2 separate regions of the Homo sapiens genome follow, and region 2 is linked to region 1. The links are chromatin loops, found by intact Hi-C in ENCODE. Cell type or tissue: PC-9. All regions are shown on one strand. Links, peaks and the distances in the headings refer to the core of each region. The heading gives the core; the rest is flanking DNA. Region 1 has its middle 110 kb from the start of PRDX4. Region 2 holds the start of LOC124905276 (small nucleolar RNA U13).

Region 1 (2,500 bases), core at 1-2,500:
CTGTGATGCCGTGATTATATATTAGGTTGGTGAACTGGGTGGGGTGGTGGGAGGGTAGCAAATGATGAACCAGGCATGGAACACTTCTTCTCTACTTGTCTTCTTAGCCAATGGCTTTCGATGGGATATGGTGCAGTAAGAATGTCTTAATTTGGGTTTTCCCAGAAGCAGACTGCAGCGTAAGAATGCAGTGCAAGTAGTTTATCTGGAGGTGAGGGAAACATTGCTAGGGGAGTAGGAAAGTGAGACTGGGAAGAGAAGGCAGCCAAAAGAGTCACCGTTGTGAGTGATTGGCACTTCGTCTTATGAGAAAACTCTAGGAAACAGAGCCTGTCTCCTGAGGGGATAGGAAGCTGGGATGTTTATGCATCATCTCTCATTAGTCTTGGCTGGGGGCTTCTGAGGGCAGGGTTAATCTAGGTCTGGCCTGCAGTGTGAGCAGCAAGGTGGTTTTTGGTGGCCTGAAAAAGTCCTCAGGCATGGCCGATAGGTTCTTGAAGTGGGAAATCAGATGGTATGCACTGAGTTGATAAGGATTGAAGTAAGAAGATGTGGGCTGGGCTACTGAGATGTTGAGGTAAATTTGTCTTTCCGTAGTGTATGAAATAGTGCTCCTGCTTTTTTTGTTTTTTTTTTTTTTTTTTTTTTTGAGACGGAGTCTCGCTCCGTCGCCAGGCTGGAGTGCAGTGGCAGGATCTCAGCTCACTGCAACCTCTGCCTCCCGGGTTCAAGCGATTCTCCTGCCTCAGCCTCCTGAGTAGCTGGGACTGTAGGCACGCGCCACCACGCCCGGCTAATTTTTGTAGTTTTAGTAGAGATGGGGTTGTTGTATGTTTAGTAGAGATGACCATGTTGGCCAGGATGGTCTCGATTTTTTTGACCTCGTGATCTGCCTGCCTCGGCATCCCCAAAGTGCTGGGATTACAGGCCTGAGCCAGTGCTCCAGGCTGCTGCTGCTATTTTAAAGCTAGAACTGATGCATGGCAAAAGCAAACTTAAATTATTCTAAGACTTTGTTAGATATGTAGTAAGGTAGAACGGTATGACACAGTGGATTAACTTTAACATTAGAATTTTCTCATATGGCTTAGTAAAGATACACTTGATAGAAGATGGAACATTGTTGGGCAAACACTAGATGGTGCTGTTCTTTAGGTAGAGAAGACAGTCTGCAACTAGATTTTGGTGCTGATCTATTATTATAGTTTAGCATACAATTTTAAAACAGTTGGGCTTCAATCGATCAAAAAGTGTTTACTGAACACCCATGAAGTGTCAGAGTTGATCCTGAAATAGAAAGGAAAATAGTATTAAGTCGAGAATGACAGCAAAGCACAAAACTGAAGCAGCAGCTTTCCAATTTAAATAGCCTGGATTTTTCCTTTCTTTAGAGAACTTAGAGAATTTATGTAGCATAAGAATTTTTTTTTATCCCCAAAGAACTTTGTATTAATGGAACAATATTTACTATCAGTTTTGATAATATTATTTCATGAATATTATATATCCAGTTACTAATTAAGTATATTTGCCATTTGACTTTACGATTAAATGTAAAAACATGATGTTTTCAGTAAAATGCTATTCTAATAAACTTCTAAAATATAACACCTTCTTGAACTTTCCCATGTTAAATCCCACTAGCTTTAATTACTCCAAACTTTTAGTATTACCCTGAGTAAATTTAGGGAGTCTTTACAGCAGTGCTTCTTAAACTTTAATGTGCATAATAGGCACCTGGGGATTTGATTAAAAATAAGATTCTGAGTCAGTGGGTCTGGGGTGGAGCCTGAGATTATGCATTTCTCACAAGTTCCCAGATGATGCTGATGCTACTGATCCACAGACAGCCCTTTGGGTAGATTTTTACTTGTAGATATGGTAATTGAGTTTTGCCATGGTTAGAAACATGTTTTAATTTTAATTTCCTGTAGGAGATTTTTCTGTGACTCTCTCTCTATCTTCAACTTCCTTTTCCCACATCTTCACCATGTTCTTATAATTTACTGTATATTGCATGCAGTAGTCACTAAATAGATGTAGATGATGGATGGGAGAAGAAACTTGCTCCATAAAACATGGAGTGTTGGATAGCTTTAATTTGTCCCTTCAGAGCCATTCTCCTCTTGTCTTCACCTTGTTCTCTGGCCTGGGATGCTAATCTGTATGAACTTCATCAAGGAGCTCTTATTTTCTCTGGCTTCCAGGTTGGTTTTGCTCATGGGGGCCCCAGTGATAGGTGAGAGAGAGATAGAGAGAGAGAGGAGAGTGAGATCAATTATTTATCCCTTGGCTCCCTCCCTGTAAGGTCACCTTGGGCTGTCTGAGAACGTTTACTGAAGTTCAGTAACCTTTTCAAGGTGTCCACTTGCATACTATTCTCTCCTTTTAGGTTCTGGAAACTACTCCTTTCCCTTTTTCCTTTGGGCCTAGGGTTTAGTAACTGCTCCTATATTATTAGCTCTGTGATACTTCTAGTTCCTTGGCATTTTGCCCATAC
Region 2 (17,440 bases), core at 8,424-10,923, 50 kb after region 1:
TGGTGTGCTAAAAATACTTTCCCAGCCTCTTTCATATATTCTAGTCAGTATCTTCTTCATATGCTTGTTAATTGCTGCTGCAAATTGGTTCATAAACCTGTTTTGTTCATCCATCCAGGGAAATTTAGTCATCACCACCATCAACTTCCATAGTATGTTTGAATCTGAGGATCCAAGGGAAGTTGAATGTTACTGTGAAATACAGAGGCAAAAATATTGTGCAGGAACTTTGATCAAAGTTCAGTAGCTTCGCTGGCCTAGCTTTTCTGTTCAGCTAGGCTATCAATGCTGGATAAATTATTGAGCCAAACTAAAAAAAGAAAATCCTTACTTATTTCATGCTTATGTTTCCATTTATATTATGTATAATATTTTATTAGGAGAGCACAATTGTTTCCTTTAATGAGATTTACAGTTTTTCTTCCATTTCAGTATGTGATTTTATTTTGTCTATGGAAAAATGTTCTTTTCCACATTTCCCCAGAAAAATACAGGTATCATTTTTATAATGATAATTATAATGATAATTCTACAAAAATAGTATTTGATAAACTTTGCTGGGAACCTTTTTGTTTCATTCATTAATCAGTTAATTCCATCAAATATGTACATTGTGCTCCTACTAATGCCTATCAGTGTACTCAATGCTGGAGATACAACTATGAAGAAAATAGACATGGGCCACATCCTCATGGAGATATGGGATGAGAGGGCAGCTGCAACACCTGTGTAGCAAATGCAGCCCATGTAACTCCTTGAGAAATTTACATGATAGAGAAGGCAGCTGGTTGAGCTCTAAGCTCAGCTCTGTTTTGTCAGTCCTTGCTTCATTCCCTGCTCCTTTATCCCATTTCCTGTTATCCTTCCGTCTAGAAGGGATTTTTCTGGGCTACCTCTTCTTTCTCGTGGCTGGGTTCCCCTGGTGCTGATTCTTGTCACAGAGCCAGCTCTTGAAGGTTGTGGAAGGAATGTCACCTTGTTTTTTCTCTTAAATTGTCCTTATATATTTAGAAATCCAAAATGATTTACAGCAATGATTCATACCCTACAATCCTGGGACTGAATGGCTGAATCTCAGGAGCATAGGAACAAAGAATGGGTGAATCCCTCAGATTCAGACCTCTATTTGCCTTAGGCATTTGGGAATTATGCATTCAAGCAACACTCTCTTTTTCTCAAATTTTATCTGGTGTGTGAGCAGGTGGGTGAAAGCCTGGTAGGTGTCCCGGGCTCGAAAATGCTGTGAAGAATTCTAACAGCTCCTGCCTGAACCTTCTGACAGTGAAGCTGATTTGCACCTGAGCCTGCAGTTTTGTGACTGTGAGCCATATTATGTATGTGCTTATTTAATTGCCCTCTTTGCACACGGCTCCTTTCTGTACTTTTGAATTTGATCTGTTCCCTGCAGAACAGACTTGACTATTTTTAACTGGTTGGCATTCAACACACTGTTGTTTCCCTTTAAATTTGTTGGTGGGGTAAATTAATTTAGAAAAGCTGTGGAGATAAACATTTAAAGGAGGCTTGTTCAGGACATGCTAGACTCGATTCACCGTCTTTCCATGCTGCTGTTAATGCAAATAAATTGCTTTTAGTCACATTCCTGAGTTTGCCTCTCTCATGTCAGGATATTGTTCAGTATAGATGATGCAAAATGGAGAATTTTTCCATTATTTGTTCAGAGGAGTGACAGAAAGATACATGTTCACAGCAAAGAATAAGTTGAATTTAAAGAATGTATTAAGAATAAAATGGCCTGGAACTGTGATCGAGAAAAGGAAAACATTCACTAGATGGGCAGACTGTATACTCATAGTAGTATAATTAATTTACTAGTCATTCATATTATCTCTGATTGATTAATCATGAAAAGGGACTTAACAGAATAATTCAGAGTGCTCTATTTATAGGACAAAGAAAGGGGACAAATTTGCCAATTAAAGTGTTGCTTTAAATATTAGTGTTTCTTCTCAAAGATTTCTTTTTCAAGGAGGAGATGTTTGAGACCAAGAACCTAAATAAAATAAATATGAAATGGTGCTTCATGCTATCACGCTCCTGGGTGGTTGGTGTATCTGCTTCAAATTAAGGATTTGGTGTCATGGAAACAGCTTGTTCATTTGGAAAGCTGCTGCCACTCTGTGGGAAGGCAAAGGACCAGTATGTGCAAGTGTGTATGTGTTTAACATTCCCTATCAGCCCTCAGCAAAACAAATACCCATTCCTGCCAGAAAGTATAGAATTACATGGGAGGGTTAGACTTTTACTTTTGGCATCAGAGTTTTAGAACAGAGCACATCAGTCATCTGGAGAATAACGTTAGAATGAAGATTCTGATTCTATGGATTTGGAGTGAGGGCTGAGATTCTGTATTTCTTAGGAGCTCCCAGATGATGCCTATGCTGTTTGTCTAGAGATCATATTTGGAAAACCACTGCTCTAAAGTTGTTAACAATTTGGCTGAACATTAGAATCACCTTCCTCTTTGGCTAGTGTGAATTAATGTTTGGTCAACATTTTAAAAGAGTTTTAGTTTAAATCACTGCTTTTTCTGCTTTCTATGTCAATTTTAACTTTTGTCAAGAGCTAAGATACCTTGGCAAATAAAAGAAGGTAAAAACTGCACATGTTTAGTATACTGCTCTAAATTGGGCATTGCTTGTAGACTACCAAATTACACTAAAGTGTGAAGACCTGGAGGGAAAACAGTTCGCAGTCTCCTGCTCTTATGTGGAACCAAGAAGCCTTATAGGAGATTAATCTGCTAAGAGCTGTGACTCTTTGGCACCATATCCGATTGAGAGTGCCCACTGTAGTGGGTTGAATAGTGCCCTACAGAATATCACATCCACCCAGAGTTTCAGAATGTGACCTTATTTGAAACTAGAATCTTTGCAGTTGTAACTAGTTAAGATGAGGTCATACTAGATTAGTGTGGGCCCTAAATCCAATGACTGGTGTCTTCATATGGGGAGTGGACACACAGACACAGAAGGAAGAAGGCCATATACAATGAGGGCAGAGGTTTGAGTGATGGTGCTATATCTCAAGCTTTTCTAAGGATTGCAAGATACACTAGAAGCTAATAAGTGGTAAGGAAGAATTCTTCTCTGGAACCTTCATAGGAAGGCTGGTCCTACTGATCCCTTGGCTTTAGGCTTCTGGACTTTAGAACTGTAAGAGAATACATTTCTGTTGTTTCAAGCCACCAAGTTCGTAATACTTTGTCATGGTAGTCCTAAAAAACTAATATACCCACCATAACATACTGAGCTGCACTGAAATCTGGTCTCATCAAGGTTGAATAAAATATGCTTCTCTTTCCTTGGGATGGACAAATATTTTACTTCCTAAGGGAAGTGCGTAATTTTTATTCTATGAAGCCATAAATTTAAATCCCTGAATAAATTCAGGGACCATCTATTATCCTGTGATTATGAATAGCTGGTGTTTAAGTACATGCTTCCAATCACAGCTCTGAAATAATAATGAAGTAGTGGATCTTTCATTCAGTTTTCTTCAGCATCCTTAGGTTATACTTGAGGAGCTCTGTAGTAGTTGTGAAACTGATTTCCTGTGTATATTAGTCCATTCTTGCATTGCTATAAAGAAATACCTGAGACTGGGTAATTTATAAGGAAAGGAAGTTTAACGGGCTCACAGTTCTGCAGGCTATACGGGAGGCATAGTGGCTTCTGCTTCTGGGGAGGCCTCAGGAAACTTACAATCATGGCGGAAGGTAAAGGGGAAACAGGCACATCTTACATGACTGAATTAGGAGCAGAATACAATCATGCCTTCCCAGCAGTCCCCCCAAAGTCTTACCTTATTTCATCATTAACTCAAAAGTCCAAAGTCCAAAATCTCATCTGAGACAAGGCAAGTCCCTTCCACCTATGAGGCTGTAAAATCAAAAGCAAGTTAGTTACTTCCAAGATACAACGGGATTATAGGCATTGGGTAAATACTTCCATTCCAAAAGGGAGAAATTGGCCAAAAGAAAAGGGCTCCAGTCCCCATGCAAGTCTAAAACCCAGCAGGGCAGTCATTAAATCTTAAAGCTCCAAAATAAAATTCTTTGACTCCATGTCTCGCATCCAGGGCACACTGGTGTGAGGGGTGGGCTCCCAAGGTCTTGGGCAGCTCCACCTCTGTGGTTTTTCAGGCTTCAGCCTCTGCAGCTGCTCACACAGGCTGACGTTGAGTGCCTGTAGCCTTTCCAGGTGCAGGGTACAAGCTGCTGGTTGATATACCTTTCTTGGGTCTGGAGGACAATGGCCCTCTTCTCACAGCCCCGCTAGGGAATGCCCCAGTGGGGACTCTGTGTGGGGTCTCCAACCTCCCATTTCCCGTCTGCACTACCCTGGTAGATGTTCTTCATGAGGGCTGTGCCCCTGCAGCAGGCCTCTGCCTCAACATCCAGGCTTTTCCATACATCCTCTGAAATCTAGGCAGAGGCTGCCAACCCTCAACTCTTGTGCTCTATGCACCTGCAGGCTTAACACTACTTGGAAGCCTCCAAGGCTTATGGCTTACACCCTCTGGAGCAGTGCCCTGAGCTGTAGCTGGGCCCCTTTGAGCCATGGGTGGAGGTGGAGCAGCTGGGATGTAGGGAGCAGTGTCTGGAGGCTGCCTGGCACAGTGGGGCCCTGGGCCTGTTCCAGGAAACCATTCTTCCCTCTTAGGCTTCTGGGTCTGTGATGGGAGGGCCGCCTTAAAGATCTCTGAAATGCCTTCAAGGCCTTTTCCCCATTGTCTTGGCTATCAGCACTTTGCCTTCCTTTTAGTTATGCAAATTTCAGCAGCCAGCTTGAATTCCTCCCCTGAAAATGGGTTTTTCTTTTCTACCACATGGCCAGGCTGCACATTTTCCAAACTTTTATGCTCTCCTTCCCTTTTAAATATAAGTTCCAGTTTCAGGTCATTTCTTTGCTCATGCATATGAGCATAGGCTGTTAGAAGCAGACAGACTACTTCCTGAACACTTTGCTGCTTAAAAATTTCTTCTGCCAGATACCCTAAATCATCACTCTCAAGTTCAAAGTTCCACAGATCCCTAGAGCTGGGGCACAATGCCTCCAAGTTCTTTGCTAAAGAATAACAAAAGTGATCTTTACTCCAGTTCCCAATAAGTTCTTCATCTTCGTCTGAGACCTCATCAGCCTGGCCATCTCTGTCCATATCGTTATTAGCATTTTGACCACAACTATTCAATAAGTTTCTAGGAAGTTCCAAATTTTCCCTCATCTTCCTATCTTCTTCTGTGCCTCCAAACTCTTCCAATTTCTCCCCATTATCCAGTTCCAAAGCTGCTTTCACATTTTCAGGTATCTTTATATCGATGCCCCACTCCTTGGTACCAATTTTCTATATTAGTCCATTCTTGCATTGCTATAAAGAAATACCTGAGACTGGGTTATTTGTAAAGAAAAGAGGTTTAATTGGCTCATGATTCTGCAGGTTGTACAGGAAGCATAGCAGCTTCTGCTTCTGAGGAGGCCTCATGAAACTTATAATCATGGCAGGAGGCAAACGGGAAGCAGGCACATCTTACATGGCCAGAGTAGGAGCAAGAGAGGGGGAAGGTGCCACATACTTTTAAACAACCAGATCTCGTGAGAATTCATTATTGCTATGATAGCACCAAGGGGGATGGTGTTAAATCATGAGAAACTGCCCCCATGATCCACTCACCTCCAACCAGGCCCCATCTTCAGCATTGGGGATTACATTTCAACATGAGATTGGGGTGAGGACACAGATTTAAACCATATCAGTGTGATTCACCATAACTCTGTAGATGCTTATTGGATCAAGGTAAAGTGTTTGATTTCCTGGTAAAACAGTTAACTTTGTGTTAGTCCTTGGCCATAGACTGCTCATTTAACCCTGGCTAGAGTCCTTGAAAATGTTGATCAGAATTGAAATTGAGTAAAGATGTCTGGATCAAGTTCAACATTCTTACTGACAAAATATTTCAAGGACAGAGCCTTCTAAAAAGTGAGTCAATAGGTGTCTACTTCTTGTGCAAAGGACAGGATGCTGCTGCTGCTGATGTGAATGATGGTTAACGTAATAGGTATTTTTGGGTCAGCAGTTTCACCCTTCATCAGCATTAATTCATAGTTTGGAAAATGGAATTGTGTTCCAGGTTTGATCTCAATCTGTGCTAGATTTGTAGGCACAATTGAGATGGCTTTGAAATGTATTAAGTTAATTATTAATGCAGCTGCTTTGATTTTGAGGATGAAATTAATTTCATGGATTTTTATCATTGTCTCAGATATAGCTTTGGGAGTTCTGGGGAGATATTGAAAATATTGCTTTATAAATAAGTCTTAGAATCCTACGTCAAACCTGACAAATTTGATCAGGGTTTTGTGGCAATTCCTAGTCAGGTGTAAGCAACTTAACCTACAGGGTACTTGTGTCAGTGCATATTTGCTATTGTGATTTACATTCTAATAGAGGTTATGAAAAAAGATCTTGGGAGTTATTGTCTTTACGGCAAGATACCGTGCTCTCAAGAAAATAGTTTAGTAAAAGGCTTTCTGGAGTGCAATGTTAAAACAGGCCCACTCTGTACAGTAAATATTAATTGGTAAAATATCTCAGTAGAGATGGGGGCAAGGAAATGAGATTCATGCTTTTGCAGGGTTTGAATAATGATTTTATTACCCTAAGATGAAAGAAAGAAGTGGATTTGTCTTAAAGCATTTGAGATTTGAGAGAAAAATTTTAAAAATGCTGTATCATAAGGCAGCATTTCAGTTTCTCAGAGGTTAAATCAACTTTGTAGTAGGTTTAGTTAACTACAGAGGAATTTGGAGATCCCTTTATAGTTCCCGAGCATGACGATTGGGTGTTCACATGCATGTGTGAGATGTACCACCCTCGCATCTTGTTAGACGTTGGCACATTACCCGTCTGACCTGACAAAAAAATAAAGAGGAATTTGGCAGAATACTAGTTGATTACATTAAGAAGATGACTATCACTCCGGCTGCCCATTCTGTCTTATTTGGTATCATTGATTACAGGGATGGGTGCTTCCTTAAACATCTTTCCTATTTCTTATTTTCCTTCCATCAGAAAAAAGTCCCAGGAAAGTTGCAGAGAGACCCTGAGGTACTATTGTTGCAGAACTTTCTCCTTAGTTCAGCTCACACCGGGCTCTTGTCACATGACCAGGAAACATTAGGCTCGCAGACACATAGAAGGGTGAGGAAAATGGAATTTATTGGGCAAAAAGGAAGAAGGAAAAATAATGCTCAGCAAAGTGAGAGTCCTGCTAGCAGGTTTCCTTCCTCACAGATTGAATCCCAGGTCACCACCCAGGAACAGGAGAGGCCAGGCTCCTTCCCCCTGCAGATGGCACGAACTTCCTGAGACTCCACCAATCTTCCCAGTGAGCAGGTGGGCATTATTCAGAAGGAATCAGCTGGGAAAGGGCAGGCTTCATCCGGGACCAGCAGTCCAGTTTTTCAGCCTTCAGGCTGTTTTAGGCTTGAAGGTGGGGTTTCACCAGGGACTCTTGGCTGTCTCCTGTCTATCACTATGAGCGGATGGCTTTTATTTGTCCTGTTTGTTTTCTTTATTAGAAGGAAGAAAGGCTTAACATGTTAGGATACTCACAGAAGAGTATTTCAGTGCTCTACATATGCCTGCCTAGGAAGAGGATTAAAGTTAATGTTCACTTGAGTGCCCATCAAGTGCCAGGTTTGGTGCTGTAAGTGCACATCTCCCAGCGGCCCTCCAATGTATGGATTATGATTGCAACTTCATTTTTAGGATACTGAGACTCAGAGAAATGATGTAATTTGCCCAAGATCACACAGCAATTAAATCGGATTTAGTCAGTCTGACTCTAAAACCCAAGTTCTTTTCATTGCACCACATTACCTTTCAAAAAGTAAAATACATCAAGTGTTAAGTTCCATCTCCATGTTTCCCAGGCACTTTGACCTTCTGGGAGATGGTGGTTAAAAGGTCAGGCCTGGAGCCAGTTTGCCTGAGTTCAGACTTCACACCTGCTCATAGCTGTGTGGCCCTGGGAATGTTGCATGCCCTCTCTGTGCCTCATTTCTTCATCTGTGTCATAGGAGCCAGGAGAAAACTCCCCCTTGGCCCCGTGAGGGCTTGCTGAAAAATCCGCTGACAAAAGGCAGATTAATAAGAGAAAAGGCAGAGAAATGTATTCACGTGCATTGAGGGAAAATCACAGAATGATTACTCCAACCCTCTAATGGGGTACAGAGGCTTATATATCATCTTGAGGCTACAGAAAGATTGTGATCTCAGAGCACGGCCAAAATAAGTTATGGTGGAAATCAGGTTACAGTGGCAAGACAGGTTATGGGAGGGGGAGAAGAGGAGGCTTAGCTAACAAAGGGAGTTTTGTTATGTAGAAGAAACCTCACTGGTAGCAGTCCTCAGAGAGCTAGTGAATGTTTCTTTCAGGCCCTGAAAGGTGTCAGACTCTCAGTTCATCTTTTGAACAAGGGAGGGCTTCAGAGACAGCCTGGCTGCATCCATGCAGATTTTCTCTACAGATACATATCTTCCCCACAAAAGAAAGCTTTTTAGCTATTCTTGTATTTCCAGCCGTTCTGATTAGCCATATTGAAGTATGTCAAGGAAATATATTTTAGAGTGAAATATTTTGGTTTCCTTCAGTATAAAGGGTAGTAATATTAGCTTCTACCCAACAGGGTTGCGGTAAATCCAGAATGAGCAGCTAGAGCAGTGCCTGACATATGGTGGAGACCAAGTTAGTATTTATCATTGAGCTTTGTGATGACACTATTTTATCAGCGGAGGAACTAACTAATTTGCCTGGAGTGGCACAGCTAGAATGGAGAAGCGCAGCTGAAATAGAGTTTGAACCCAGCCTGATAATGTACCCAGGGTTCTTTTCATTACATCTCAAGGAAAATTAGCAGGAGTCACTGAGAATTAGGGAGGACACAATGTACTCTTCTGAGTCCCTGAAATGTTTGTGTTGGCTTCTCAGAGAGAAAAAAAACATAACAACCGTTCTCTGGGATATGAAAAATCCAATGTCCATAACCAGAGGGCTCTGATTTCCAGTTTCAGCTCAAGAAGCCAGTCATTAAGAAGGCCCTCACAGCTTCCTCACTCAGTGTTTTCCCTTAGAATCCTGACCCACTGTAGCCTGCACCCTTTTTCCCTCCCCCCAGGACTCCCCACCTCCAGGGCTGGCATGATCCCTAGAATTACTGTGGAGGTAGCAAAGAACTGATGATCAGCATGAAGTGGCTGTGATTTGGGTCTCCTTGCAGAGCTAAGCCTCACATTGGTTGCTGTAGTCCAAGCTTTGGGGAAGACGGCCATAGTACTGTGTGCTAAGCCACTTCTGCCTATTGTTTTTTTTTTTTTTTTTCTTGAGAAGGGGTCTTGCTGTGTTGCCCAGGCTGGAGTGCAGTGGCACCATATCAGCTCTCTGCAACCTCTGCCTCCTGAGTTCGAGAGATTTTTGTGCCTCAGCCTCCGAAGTAGCCGGGATTATAGATGTGCACCACCATGCCCGGCTAATTTTTGTAGTTTTAGTAGAGACGGGGAGCAAGAGTCCCAATGCACTTTGGGGTGAGATGTGTGAAGTGTCGCAAGTAGCATGAGGGAGACAGATGGGAAAACTGCTGGCGGGTTTTAACTAGGGCTGCTCTTGGCTGGCTGGGCCTGGAAAACTTACTCAGGCCAGCAGGAACTCTTAGCAGCTGCTGTTTGCCTAGAGCTGGGCTATGATTAGAATGTGTCACCACCTGCTCTACCGGTCACTGACTCACCTGGCATTGTGCCGACTGCTGGATCAGAAGGAGAAATCCTTGGTTTTCCTTGGTTACTAAGCCACAGCTGGGGACTGTGGTCGGCTTCAGAAAATTTCTGACATCCCAACTCTATTATTTTAACTTAAACAATACACAAGACAAAAAACCAGTACGAGACAGTTTCCATATACCTATTTGATTAATTTGCCAGTTACTTATTCATTATTAGTTAACAAAAGCTATAAGCATTTTTTATCTGAGGTTTCATAGCTTTCGTTTCAGATGGTAGTAATATAAAGATGAGTAAGACTTGGTACTAGCCCTTGGGGAGGGGGTCATGGTCTGACACAATACTACACTGTAACATAGGAATCCAGAATAAGAAGAACAGAAAGTCAAAAGCCCATATTATTTTGGTAGTTTATACTTCTCCAAGTTATAAAAAGAAGTCACAACTCAAGCCATATCATGACTAGTGCTTCTATACGTGTTATTTATCTCATTTGAAAACAGCTTTTTAACTGTCCTAAACTCCTCACCACTCCTCCCTCCAATTTGTAAGCTCTTTCTTCAAAACCTGACTGCAACCTCACCCTGAGATATCTTCTTAGTTATGCCCCATTTGATTCTGATTCCTACATATTTCTACACATAGGACTTTTATTCCTACTTACAGGATTCCTTGGTATTTATGGTGGGCTGTTCATTTATCCTGAATGTATTTGTATTTGGGGGTATATAAAGATGTGTATTTTCATGTAAATTTTATTGAAGTAAATTTTATTTTATAACATGTAAATTTTATTTTATAACATGCATATGGAAGAGGAAACATATTATAAGTGTGCAGCTCAATTAATTTTCACAAAGTGGACATATCCATGTAACCCGGACCCAGATTAAGAAACAGACCATTCCCGGCATCCAAGAAACTCCCCTTGTGCTCCCTTCCAGTCACTACTCCCTTGAAGGTAATCACTCACCTGACATCTAATAGCATAGATTAGTTTTGCCTGGTTTTATACTTGACATAAATGGAATCATATGGTCTTTACTCTCTTGTTTATCATTTCTTTCTGTCAACATTCACCTAATACCATCTTAACTCTACTGAAACTCAGCCTTGTTTGAGAAATTATTCATGTTATTATGTGTATTTGTAGTTTTTTCACTTCCATAATTGTATACCTTTTCGTTAAATGAATATACCACAATAACTTTTTCACTTTATTGTAGAAGGCCATTTGCGTTGTTTCCAGTTTTTGACTCTTGTGAATAATGCTGCTATTAATATTCTTGTAAATATCTTTTGAAGAACATATATGTACATTACTGTTGAGTACATACCTAGAAGAATTCCTGGGCTATAGGGTATATGTATGTTCATTCAGTTTTAGTAGACACTGACAGTTTTTCAAAGTGATTATACAAATTTACATTCCCATCAACATTTTATGATAATTGTAATTGCTGTAAATCCTTACTAACACTTAATCTTGTCTTTTTCATTTAGTTATTCGAGTGAGCATTTTGTGAATACATACACATATATGCATACATGCATATTTGTGAATATGTTAATATATATTTGAAAATCATACATGTATTTGCAAATCATATTACTGATTGCATGTCTGTGTTTCCAATGCAATTATGAGCTCTCTGAGGGCAGGGTCTATCTTTTTTAATTGTTTTGTACATTCTTATTCCATAGTACAATGCTCTATACCAAATTCATAGTCAATAGGCTGTTGCTAACTGACTATATAACCCAAAATGGTGAAGAATTAGGCTGGTGATACAGAATAAAATAAATATGGGTCATTTCTCATTGTTTTTATAGCTTTTAAATTTCAGAAGTGCTCAAGGTCCTGTAACCTTAAGAAAACTCCTCCATCGTGCATGGTGGCTCATGCCTGTAATCCCAGCACTTTGGGAGGCTGAGGCAGGAGGATCACTTGAGCCCAGGAGTTTGAGGCCAGCCTGGGCAACATGGCAAAACCCTGGCTCTACAAAAAATACAAAAATTAACCGGATGTGGTGGTGCACGTCTGTAGTGCTAGCTACTCTGAAGGCTGAGGTGGGAGGATTGCTTGAGCCCAGGAGGTAAGGAGGTCAAGGCCGCAGTGAGCTGAGATCGTGTCACTGCACTCCAGCCTGGGCAACAGAATGAGACCTTGTCTGAAAACAAACAAAAACTCCTCAACACAGTTAAGATAAACAATAATGAAAGACCTATTTGCTCTAAGGGAGAGGCAGAATACTTCTAACATGTTAAGTAGTGCTGTTTCTTGGTAGAGTTGTGAGGTCACCCATGTTTATTGATACTGTTTTCAGATTCCCTGCATCTTTTTAAAAACTGTGTTCTTCCTTTTCTCTCATGTTCTCATGTTCCTGGTGTAGGAGTCAAGAGGAACTCTTGGCCCTCTTAAGGCTTGCTAAAACATCAGTTACATGAGGCAATTGGTTAATAGGAGAAAAGGCATATAAATTTATTTAACGAGTATACACAGGAGCCTTCAGAATGAAGACCCAAAGATACAGGGGAAATTGTCTATTTTTATGTTTAGGTTCAACAAAATACGGACAGCCATGTAGAAATATGATTGGAGGAAAGGGGTATGATATAATGCTAATACACTGCTTGGGGAAACCCATCAAGGCCTGTCTGTCTAGATTTTTCTTGGCCTCTCTGAGCATCCATTCCTTCCTTCTGGGTGTGGGGCGGGACCCAATAGATCAGATGATTTTTTTATAGCCAGTTTTTATATGTAAAGGTAGAGGGGAACTTAGAGAAATATTTTTTAGGTTTTATAACTAGCTTTAGGGAGGAGTTCTGGTTTCTGTGACTTGCCTTGGGAAAGAGAGATTTTAGTTTCTATGGCTAGCCCTGGGAGAGAATGTGATTGAGAGATAGGAGGGCAGGGAAAGGTCAGAGAAAAATTTTTGCTTCTGAGACTGATTCTGAGGCCTTTATTTTTGGGTATTGTTTTCTGAAGCTCAACATCCCCCAGTATGAAACTTCCTCGAGAAGTTTCTCAATCAGAAGTTGGGTTGGTGGATTGTCTTTTAAGCCATTTGAGTAAGTCTCTAAGTCCTGATAATAGGCTGGTTCAGTTGAATAGTTAATATTTATGCTTGTATCTCATTTTAGGCATTGATGTTATAGATGGACTTTCGCCAAAGTCTGGCTTCTATATTATTTGACAATCAGATAAGAGGCATTTCCATGGAAACAAAATAAAAATAAAGATTAATGGCTAGAATAAACTGTAAACTCAGTTTTTGAGTCCAGAGGGCAGCCAGTTGAGAAGATTTTTAGATGTTGGGCTGGAAGCATCTTTAGATGAAGTGAGAGCAGATAGTGGCAATCTGATAATTTTTCTGGTTTGTAGTTTATATCAGATGTTTTAGTGAACTTTTTGAGTAGTCTATACATCAACAAACATGAAGATTGCTTTTTTTGTTGTTTAGACTAAAGGTACCTTTTAAAGTTAAGACTCGGTTAACCTTATGACTTAACCAAGGATGCATGAAGCGTCTATAAAAGGTACAAAGCAGTCCTCATAAGATCTAGAACTATCCCAAAGACGGCTTAAAGAAAGAAAAGTTGGCCAGGTGCGGTGGCTGGGATTACGCCTGTAATCCCAGCACTTTGGGAGGCCGAGGCGGGTGAATCATTTGAGGTCAGGGGTTCAAGACCATCCTGGCCAACATGGTGAAATCCCATCTCTACTAAAAATTCAAAAAAATTAGCTGGGCATGGTGGTGGGCCCCTGTAATCCCAGTTACTGGGAGGCTGAGGCAGAAGAATCGCTTGAACCCAGGAGGCGGAGGTTGCAGTGAGCCGAGATCATGCCACTGCACTCCAGCCTGGGTGATAGAACGAGACTCCGTCTCCGAAAAAAAAAAAAGAAAAAAAGAAAAGTTTTCTTAATAACAAATGAAGTATATATAATCCACATTTTTGTTTGGCCATATTTTTTAGGGTCTCGGTTTTATAGCTGACCGTGTATACATAAAGGCCCAAAAATCCAGATGTCGTCTCAAAAAGAGGAAGACAGGGACGGGCACGGTGGCTCACGCCTGTAATCCCAGCACTTTGGGAGGCCGAGGCGGGCGGATCACGAGGTCAGGAGATCGATACTATCCTGGCTAACACGGTGAAACCCCATCCACTAAAAATACAAAAATAAAATAAAATAAAAATTAGCCGGGCGCGTTGGCGGGCGCCTGTAGTCCCAACTACTTGGGAGGCGGAGGCAGGAGAATGGCATGAACCCGGGAGGCGGAGCTTGCAATGAGCCGAGATAGCGCCACTGCACTCCGGCCTGGGCGAAAGAGCGAGACTCCTTCTCAAAAAAAAAAAAAAAAAAAAAAAAAAAAAGAGGAAGACAGGAAATCAAAAGCTATCTGTACAAGGGAAAATGACTTATAACAAATGGGTACCCCCAAAACGTTAAAAGTCACACAAATATTAAATGAATCGGATTTTTTGAGCAGGAGTGAAACCCAGGCAATGGCAGTAAAAGTGTGGAATTTTGTCTATTAGAGCACAAGGCAGCATGGCTTCTGTTGTTATTCCCTCGGGGGATTTTTCATAAAGGATTTTTAACTTTGTTTTAGGTTAGCTTTTTGTTTTTGATTTTTAATTTAGTTAAGAGAATTTTTAAGGCTAGTCATGATACTATTATGTATCTTTTTAAAAAACTGACCTTGTCATAAATACAAGTTAATTGTTTAGAATGAGAGATCTCTAAATTTTTTTTAATTAAGAATTTTAGTCAAATTTAAAGGATTTCTCTTTTGGCCATTGACAACTAGAATTTTTAATGGTGTAGTTTGTTTTAATAGCAACTCTATTTAAAAGTCTCTTATGTAAAGTTTGGGATGTCATTTTAAGGCATAGAAGGAATAATTTTAAAGTTCTCTCTCAAAATAATGTACTCTCAGGAATAGGCTGAGATAGCAAATGACTCTTGTCACAGACAGTTAAGGGTGGTGTTTGCCTCTGATAACCCACAGATTTGTGTGGGGGGACTGCCAGTCACAGGTCCCTTAATCTGTGACACTGGGTAGGCCCTCCTGGGATTGGACTTTTTTAGTATTAACTAGGCAATAAGGGTTGAGAAGACAAAAGCTCCTTATGGATGGGACATTGTATGACAAACCCTCCTGAGGGCTTGGCACATTTGGAACAAAAAAAATCTTGTGTTCCCAGCCATTTTTAGACTGGTCACCTGATGTCACCCAAAAATCATGGCCCCATATGGTGAAGATCAAGAGAGTTCCCCCACTTGATCGCAAGTCAAATTCTCAAGGACATAAAACTAGAGAAGAAGGAACTTTATCTGGTACCCCTCTTTATGACAGAACAATACAGAAAGAAAAAGACAAAGGAAAAGACTATTTCTGGGAGGAAATGGATTAAACAATATGAATATTTATAACCAGAAAGTATCAAAAAGTACACCAGAGACTAGGCACTGGAACCCCAAGACTAGTCATAATGATTTTTTCCCATTAATTAAAATCTCACAGGAGACGAACAGTGATTTATATCATCTGTTCAACCAGATTGCACAGAGAAAGAGGTTGAGAGCCTGACTGGGAAGAGATTTTTACCCTATTACCAGCTGATCAAGTTCTGGATTTTTTTTACGGTGGCTTTCGGAAGAGCAGAGCAGCTTTGGTGACCCTGCACATAGCACCAAAACTGTGGGAGCTAAAGTCATTGCCCTCCTAAAAGTTCACTGAAAAATCACTGACATGAGGCAGATTAATAGGAGAAAAGGCATATAAATTTATGTAACATGTATATGTGGCAGCCTTCAGAATGAAGACCCAAAGGTAAAGGTAAAATTGCCCATTTTTCAGTTCAACAAGGTATGGACAGCCATGTCCAAATATGATTGGAGGGAAAGAGTATGACCTAATGATAAAAGATTGAATGGGGGAACCCATCAAGGTTTGTCTGTCTCGATTTTTCTTGATCTCTCAGGGCACGCATTCCTTCCTAAGGTAGTTCAGATAATTGTTAATAGCTAGTTTTTATATAAAGAGGAAAAGGAAAAATTAGAGTAATATTTTTAGGTTTATGACTAGCTTTGGAAAAAAGGGGTTCTGATTTCTGTAACTTGCCTTGGGTAAGAGAGATATTAGTTTCAATGGCTAGCCCTGGAGGCAAATAAGACTGAGAGACAGATGGGCAGGAAAAGGTCAGAGAAAAGCTTTTGCTTCTGAGACTGCTTCTGGGGCTTTCATTTTGAGGTATTGTTTTCTGAGTCCCAACACTGGTGAAAATTGTTTGGTTTAGGCTTTCAAACCTCAGGTCCAAACCTACTCTAATAAGAGTCTGGTATTATTTAGTAATATGCTTCAAAGGTTTGTATAGTCTCATACTGTCACAGAATGCTAATGTTGGATATATACCTTGAAATTTATCTAACTTCACGATTGTTGTCCTAAGCTCCACAAATGACCTTAAGAAGATATATCAACCCTTTAAAAATGAATGCAAAATTTCCTCAATACAACTTATCCAACTAGTAGCAGAGCCTAGGCCAGAACCTAGATCTCATTTCTGGATCATTGCTCTTTTTATAAAGTATATTTGGTATTTACTTAGGCCTAGACAAGAGCCTTTTTATTTTCCTAGGTCTATTCCTTAGACTGTTAGAGGTTTTCCATCTCTTTTCAGGCCTCTGGTCTGAATGACATTTTTGTGTTCATGGCTTTTCTTGGCAGGGACCATGGATACATTAAATGCTGCCACCCATCTTGGCTTAGATGAGTCCCTTCCCTCATCATGGAGACGCAATCATACCAAAAGACAACACTGAGAGGAATGAGGGGGAAAGTCCTTTCAGTGATCTGCAAATTATGTCAAAGCTTGTCATCTACTGGCCATTTTGCAAAAATGAACTTAGTATTAAACATAATGTATGATGGAAATGTAAATTTCCAAAATATGACATCTTCAACTGATAAAGACTGAAAAGTGAAGAGTGGGTTCCAAAGTGCTCCTTGAGTTTGTTTAATTAGCATCTTCCTGCTTGTGGAGATATGACAGTTAGGAATAGGATCCATGACCAGGTTTGAAATGTCTAGTTTCTCTTCACTAAGGAAAGTAATAATTTAAACAGATTAACAAAGTACTGATTTGATTTATTTAGAAAAGAGCATACTTTTTATTTAATTTTGAAATTAATTTTAAGGTTTATTTAATTTATGCAATAGTCCCTCTTTCAAGGTTGAAACCATTGTTTATTTATACCCCCAACTGAGTTTACTTTCTCTAAAGAGGTTAAAAAAGGTGTGTTTTATGAGGACAGGTCTCAAACTGGAAACATTTTACATTCTCTTTTTACAAGATTAATTTTTTTACAAGATTAAGAGATTTGTTGATGTTTTCACTGAGGGACCACATTTTCCTAGCAGTTGGTAGGAAATGAAAACTATTAGCCACATTGAATTTGGTTAGAATTTTATGAGAGCATTTTAGGAATGATGAGTTAATTGGGGGCTAGGAAGGAGGGAGGAATAGAGGGCAGCAACATCTTTTTTTTTTTCCCTCAACTTTGGGACCAAGTGCACTGACTTTCTTTTTTCTTCTTTATCTTCCACTCCTTCTGCTGGTCCTCTTGAGACAT

Evidence for each region. A loop is a pair of places that touch in the nucleus more often than their neighbours do. Peaks named below come from ENCODE experiments on the same cell type or tissue, not always from the same donor. Only the 100,000 strongest peaks of a DNase experiment are listed, where the experiment ranks them.
Region 2: it touches region 1 in a loop (1.9-fold over the local background); 3 of 110 quality-filtered maps call a loop at or near these places.

Annotation. Positions count from the first base shown.
Region 1 is chrX:23,553,133-23,555,632 of GRCh38, reverse strand. No RefSeq gene overlaps it. Among named protein-coding and RNA genes, the nearest start is that of PRDX4, 110 kb to the left of the region's middle. In PC-9, for the core only: a CTCF peak has its summit at 1,141 (motif pointing right); no DNase peak of the experiment used is centred there.
Region 2 is chrX:23,496,704-23,514,143 of GRCh38, reverse strand. It overlaps LOC124905276 (small nucleolar RNA U13), which reads left to right and starts at 6,831; the gene lies at 6,831-6,933. RefSeq lists enhancers at 4,276-4,786, 5,298-5,809, 8,154-8,693 and a silencer at 4,558-4,852. In PC-9, for the core only: no CTCF peak of the experiment used is centred there; a DNase peak (open chromatin) is centred at 9,783; H3K4me3 peaks cover 586 bases; H3K27ac peaks cover 815 bases.